Linked DNA regions of Mus musculus: region 1 is linked to region 2. A link is a contact called in ENCODE Hi-C or POLR2A ChIA-PET data. All regions are on one chromosome and are shown on one strand. The core of a region is the stretch at or near the end of the contact, and the rest is flanking DNA. Distances in the headings are between cores, read along the strand shown.

The links. Hi-C counts contacts between places; a loop is a spot of excess contacts on that map. ChIA-PET counts read pairs that join two places held with the same protein, here RNA polymerase II (POLR2A).
Region 1: a map of v-Abl transformed pro-B cells shows a loop between it and region 2 (2.4-fold over the local background). The contact joins the promoter of Rgs19 here to the promoter of Ppdpf in region 2. A Hi-C loop is called at or near these places in 1 of 37 maps with a recorded cell type or tissue (v-Abl transformed pro-B cells). POLR2A ChIA-PET finds 5 or more read pairs at or near these places in 1 of 5 experiments (Patski).

Annotation. Positions count from the first base shown.
Region 1 is chr2:181,692,468-181,695,228 of GRCm38, forward strand. It overlaps Rgs19 (regulator of G-protein signaling 19), which reads right to left and starts at 1,510. Exons shown (of 6, transcript NM_026446.4): 1 at 1,412-1,510.
Region 2 is chr2:181,185,747-181,188,891 of GRCm38, forward strand. It overlaps Ppdpf (pancreatic progenitor cell differentiation and proliferation factor), which reads left to right and starts at 1,501. Exons shown (of 5, transcript NM_001356427.1): 1 at 1,501-1,708; 2 at 1,919-1,990; 3 at 2,063-2,140; 4 at 2,258-2,354; 5 at 2,436-2,758. The coding sequence starts at 1,936. The coding sequence ends at 2,553.

The sequences.
Region 1 (2,761 bases), core at 260-2,759, 510 kb after region 2:
CATTCAGAAGAGGCCTTTTAGTCCTCTTTCTGTCTGATCTCTGTATACTGGGCAGCTTCACCACCTGAGGCTTTCTGAGATGGTGGGTTCTCAAGTCTCCAAGCAAGCGAATCAGGACACACAAGTAGCTTGGGTTGTACTTTCCAGCAGTTGAGTTTCTAGGGAAAAGGGGTGGGGTAGCCTGAGGTCTCCATGCTGTTCAAAATCATCCCTCACCTGTCACCCTGTAGAGACCATTCCTCATGGGGTCCATCTCCAGTCAGCCGACTGGACATGGGGTCTGTACGCTGGGTGCCCTGCCCCTTTTTCTAGCTCCTTGCACCCATCAAAGGTCAGTTGGGACCACCCATGTCGTCCAGGGTGCTCTTCACTACTGCCTCCTTTCTGGGCAAGGAGAGCCTAGAGTCTGAATCAGGGTTGTCCTGCTCCACATGCCTATTGGAGGGTTCCTTTCCTCCCCAAGCCTCCCAGGTATTGGCCTCCCAAGTCTATGCTAAGAGGCCAGATTCAGCAAATCTGGTCTCTGGGGATAGAAGCTCTCTGGTGAATGGCTGTCAGTGTTGCTCTACAGAAGCAAAAAGAATGCCCAAGCCCACCCAGACCAAAAAAATTCCAGGAAAAAAGTCATAACCTTTGGGAGGAGGACTGACCGGATCCGTTCTCACTTCCATCCAACACTGTCATTGTCCTACCTATACCTCCATGGCAGGGCCGGCCTCTCACCATGGCGAACCCAGCTGCCCAAGCCCACCTGTGGAATGGTAGGCCCCCACCCAGTTCCTGCTTTTTTGCAGGTGGGGTTGTCTGGAAGGCTGGTCTCCCCTTCACGGTCCCTCTTGCTGTCTCTGGCGCCCCCACCCCTTTCTTAAGGAATTCGCCATGGCGCCCAACTCACCAGCGACCTAAAGGCAGATGGGGGCGGGAGGGCCAGGTTCGGACTGGGCCCCACCCTGGCTGCCGAAGGGGCGTGCTCTAAAGCAGTAGGGATTTAAGTCAGACAGCAAGACGTACTCCCGGGCACGAGGTAGAAAGGCTCACGGAGTCCCCGCTCAGATGGGGCCGAGGATGCAGCATTCACCCTTATGGCTCACCGGGCCAACTGCTAGCGGACCCAACTCGAAGGGTGGGTAAGGTGGCAGGTCGGGAGTCTCGTCTGGCCCCTCCCCACCAAGCTAGCGGGCAGGAGACGCGGAAACCTGGGTTCTTCCGGCCCCCACCTTTGAGCAATCACTTCTCAACGCTCTGAGCTGAAGAAAAAGGGGAACCTTGCTGCGGCTCTCCCTCCCCCACGCGCAAGGGGTGGGTCTGGTCCTACTGCGACCTAGATCCACGTGGACCGGTCACTGAAGTCCGGGAACAGAGCCGGCATCTATATCGCCAGGGCCCGTCCACGGTCCGGCGCAGCACTCACCGCCGCGTCCCCGAGTCACGCCGCCCGCGCGCTCCGAAGTCCTGCTGGTCGCCGGGGAGGGGGCGCAGTGCGCAGGCGCCTCCGCGGTACTTCCCCAAAGAGAGGGGCCGGGACTTCCTCGAGCCCCAGCGCTTGCTCGCCCGCAGTGCCCCGCCCCGCGGCGGCTCCTGTGCCCCACCCGCGGCTGGCGTGTCGTCCCGCGGTAGCGTGGCATGGTGACCCTGAGGGGTGAGTCGTACAGAGAGTGGATTGAGCCGGCGCTCCATTCTTGTTAGCTGGGTTTTCCCAACCTTTATGTTGAACACCAGAGCTGAGCCCTGTGTGCTACTTGGCTCGCCAGGATTAGAAGAGGCCTGTGGGAAGGACTGGCCTGTGGTACTGCCCCGTCTGGTCCGACTCTTCGCCTTTCTGAGGCTAGTCTGTAACGTAGCATTAAGAGTCTGTCACTCTGCATTCGAACTTTGCCCGAAAGGGAGGTTCAGGGACTGCAGCGTAAAGCAAGTTCTTACATCAAATCACCCCGAATGTTTCTGGGGCCTGGTTGAGTCCCTTCTGAACTCTCAAACTGCTCCAAGATAGCCTTTACCACAAATGGCCTTGCTCTTTGGTCAACTCTTCAGATCCTTTGTCATTGGGTATAAAATTGAGTTAGTTCATTATCCCAGCATGCTTTGGGCCAGTGTTCATAGTGGTCCGTTGGGGCTCGTGGTTCCAGCACAGGACACACAGTCACACAAGTTGTTAATGCTCACATACTACATCATACATATTAAGTCAGGGATGCAAAGGAGATCCTTCACATGAGTTCTTCAGGCAGTGGGGCAGAGGCAGACTAACTGAACTGACTGCAGTGGACTAGAATGGGAGACAGGCAAGAAAGGGATGGGGTGAAAGGTGAGGAGACAGGATGTTGCCATGATGCTGAGGGGTCCAGGATGAAGAGAGAACAATGGGTGAGAGACTCCCAGGCTCTGAGGGGGGCTTTATGAGTTGACCACAGAACCCTTTGGCTGCCACGCTGGCGGCTTCCTAAGTAAGGTAGAGGCTAAGCACATCTGAACAGGAAGTTACTTTAGTTTAGATAATATTCCTAAGGTAGACACAGGTCAGAACATGGAGGCCCAGTAGACATGGATGAGTACCTGATGGAGGCCACAAACCAAACCTGATTCTGCAGTGTTTGGTGTGGGCATGACCGTGGGTAGAAGTCAGTATGCTTTCCTCTTAATTCCTTTTACCTGCCTGTCTACCTGTTCTCTGCCACCTTACATCTGCTTACCACACAATTAGCATCTTTCCCTAAGCACAGAGAATGCCTCTAAACCCAGGAAGGAGAGCAGGAGCACTGAA
Region 2 (3,145 bases), core at 251-2,750:
AATCATCAGCAAGTCCTTGTATTCTTGGGAGGTTTTATTTTTCACTCATCTCATATGCAATACATCCCCACAGCAGCCTCCCTTTCTCCTTCTCCCTGACCTTGCCCATCTCCCATCTTCCCCAGATCCATTGTTCCTCTCTTTCCCTTCAGAAAAGAGCAGGCATAAGAAGATGCAATAGAACTAGGCATATATCCTTTACTTTCTTTTCAGAGGGAATTTTCACTACAGGAAATAGCTAATAACCACTGGAGATGCCCATGTACTTGACCAGGACAGTTCAGGGTAAGTCATAGAATCTGAAGTACATAACACTATGAAGACAGAAGTCTCACCCTCCTGGTGTCACCAGGACGGTCCTTATCAGTGGCCTTACTCACTTGTACTGCTGTCATGTCAACTGCCCCCACCTCTTTTTCATTACACCTTACCCATCTCCTTTATGATCTCTAAACCAGCACCCCTACTGGACCATTTCTTGTCTGGTTTTCCCGAGCCTGGATCAATGCTTGCACAGAGTAGGTCTCAACAAATCCAAGCAAAGGGTCCCAGCCAAGCAGCCTTGAGACTTCGGCGACACAAGAGCCTCCTCCTGGGATCCTACTAGCCTCAGCCTAGTCGGTTCTCCCTGAGCCTCCAATGAAGTCCAGCATCTTTGGTTATAGGAGAAGCATGCTGCACGAAGCTGGCTCATGATCCTCTCGGTCTGACAGAACACAGGCTGCTGAGGAAGGGAAGGGTGGGCAGGGCATGCTGGCCAGCCCTAACTTGATTCCCCCCAAACATGAGTCTCCGACCAACAATGGAAGCTACTAGAGACTGTCTCTGTTAGAGCTCTCTCTGACCCCAAGGCTTCGTCTGTCTTCCATCACTCCTCTCCAAACAGAACACAGGTTGGGAATGATGAACAACAATGCGAGTCAGGACTTGAAAGACAGACAGCTCCTCAGCTTACCAAGGGCAGGCTATTCCCTACAGGACCGCTTGGGGGCTCCAGGCACCATCCAGTGAGCCCAGAAAACAGAGATTGCGATGGTAGGGAGGTGCGCGGCAACAGCTTGTGCTTACTTATGTTAAACAGATCCACTCAGTCAAGGGTCGGAGTGAGGTACGTGGAAAATAAAGCCTGCGGGGACCAGCGAAAGCAGCGGGCAGCCCCAAGTAAAGGGAACAAGAACACCAAACAGGCTGTACTACATGAGACCACATCCGAGAGGGTGGCACAGACTGAGGGGCACATGAGATTCTTTAACCTCTTCTATCCGGGTTCGAGTCCGAACCAGGCAGGAAAAAAGCAGCAGAGCTGGTTTCGACTGGAGCGAAACCACAGATGTTTGATCAAGGAGGTTAGGGCCAATGTGGAACTTTGCAGAACCTAGCATTGCAGAAGGTAGGGTGGATTCTTGCTCCGCTCGGGGTGGAGTCTAATAGGGAAGGGCGGGACCACTTCGTGCTACTTCTGGTCTATCAGGGGAGCTCAAAAGTCTCATGGGTGGGCCCGCTGTGAAGCGGGAGGGGCTTTGACGCGCGCCCCGCCTCCCAGTGGTGCGTCTTTTGCGGTGCAGGAAAGCTACTAAGTACGCGCGTGCGCATAGCGCGCGTGGGTCCTAAAGTGGTGTTTCGTGGGTTATCTTTGCAAATGGGCTCCGCGGCCTAGCGCCCTGGTGGCCTAAAAACGAAGCCTGCAAGGAAGGGGTTCTCCGCCGAGGTGAGGGCAGTGACGAAGGCAGCCGGCGGTGGGGTGGGGGAGGCGCGTCTTCTTGGGGCCAGGAGCAGACAAAGCCCCTTTGTCTCACCACGCAGCCGGACCGGGCTGGTTGGAGCCGCTTGGAAACCTGGCACTGTCAGGACCCGGGAGACTCGGGGAACCCTCCGGTGTGCGGTGACCAGGGCCCACATTCTGCTCTCGTCTCCGCAGCGCCTCGGTCCTGAAGCATGGCAGCCATCCCTTCCAGCGGCTCGCTCGTGGCTACCCATGACTACTATCGGCGTAAGTAGCCCCTCGCCAGCCCCGCCCAGGGCTGGCCCAGGGCCCTGTGGCTGACCCGCCTCCCCTTCCCAGGACGCCTGGGCTCCTCGTCCAGCAGCAGCTCCGGCGGAAGTGCCGAGTACCCTGGGGACGCCGTGCTCCAGTCCCCGGGTAAGTGCAGAACCAGCCAGCGGAAGGGCAGAGTTCACGTCCTAAGGCGGAGTGGGGTGGGGGATGGGTAGCGTGGAGAAGGACTTGACCCCATCGTGACCCTCCTTTGCTCCTCAGGTCTTCCCAAAGCCGACCCGGGCCACTGGTGGGCCAGCTTCTTTTTCGGGAAATCCACACTCCCGTTCATGACTACAGTGTTGGAGTCTCCTGAGCGGTGAGTCCATCTTCCATGTGGTTGTGGGGGTGGCCCCAATTAAAGCAAATGCCGACCCAGTGACCTATGCTCTCCTTACAGCTCGGCAGAATCCCCCCAGGTCTCCAGAAGCCCGATGACCTGTGGCCTGACTCCTGAAACCATGAAGCAGCAGCCAGTCATCCATTCTGGCCAGACCAACCCCAGGGACCTTTCCTGACCTATCAGAATCTGCAGCCTGCCCAAGCTGAAGTGGTGCTAGGCCAGTGCCTACCCTCTCGACCCTCCCTGTAAACTAGGAAGGCTGAACAAGAGAAACCAGTAGAAGCTGGAGAGAGCCCCCTCTTGGTTCACAGCACTGAACTTTCCTGACCCCATAACTGTGTCTTGGCACAAAGCAGAAAATAAACTCACAGCAGCCACCCTCCCCTGGTATGTTTGAAACATTACTGAATCCAGCCTTGCTTCCTGCTGGATGCTATACTGCTCCCAGGCTTTCCTGACAGCTCCTTGAGACCCTTCCCAGTGATACCCCTGCATCTGGTGAGATACCCTCTCAAGTGGGCCTGGCCCCAGGTAGACAGTCCAGGGGAAGCTGGGCCTCTGGCTGAGTTTGGGAGCTCTCAGTTCCTACACAGGAACCTGGTGGGTGATCTTGGGTCAGGCCCTCCCCACTACTTGCTGCACGGCTGGTTCCCCAAGGTTGGGGATACTAGCTCAGACTGAAAGAGGGTTACAAACACAGGAAGTCTAGCCTCTAGGTCAGAGGGCATAGGAGCTGAGGGGGGTGGCTGAAATGGCAAGGTTAGGGT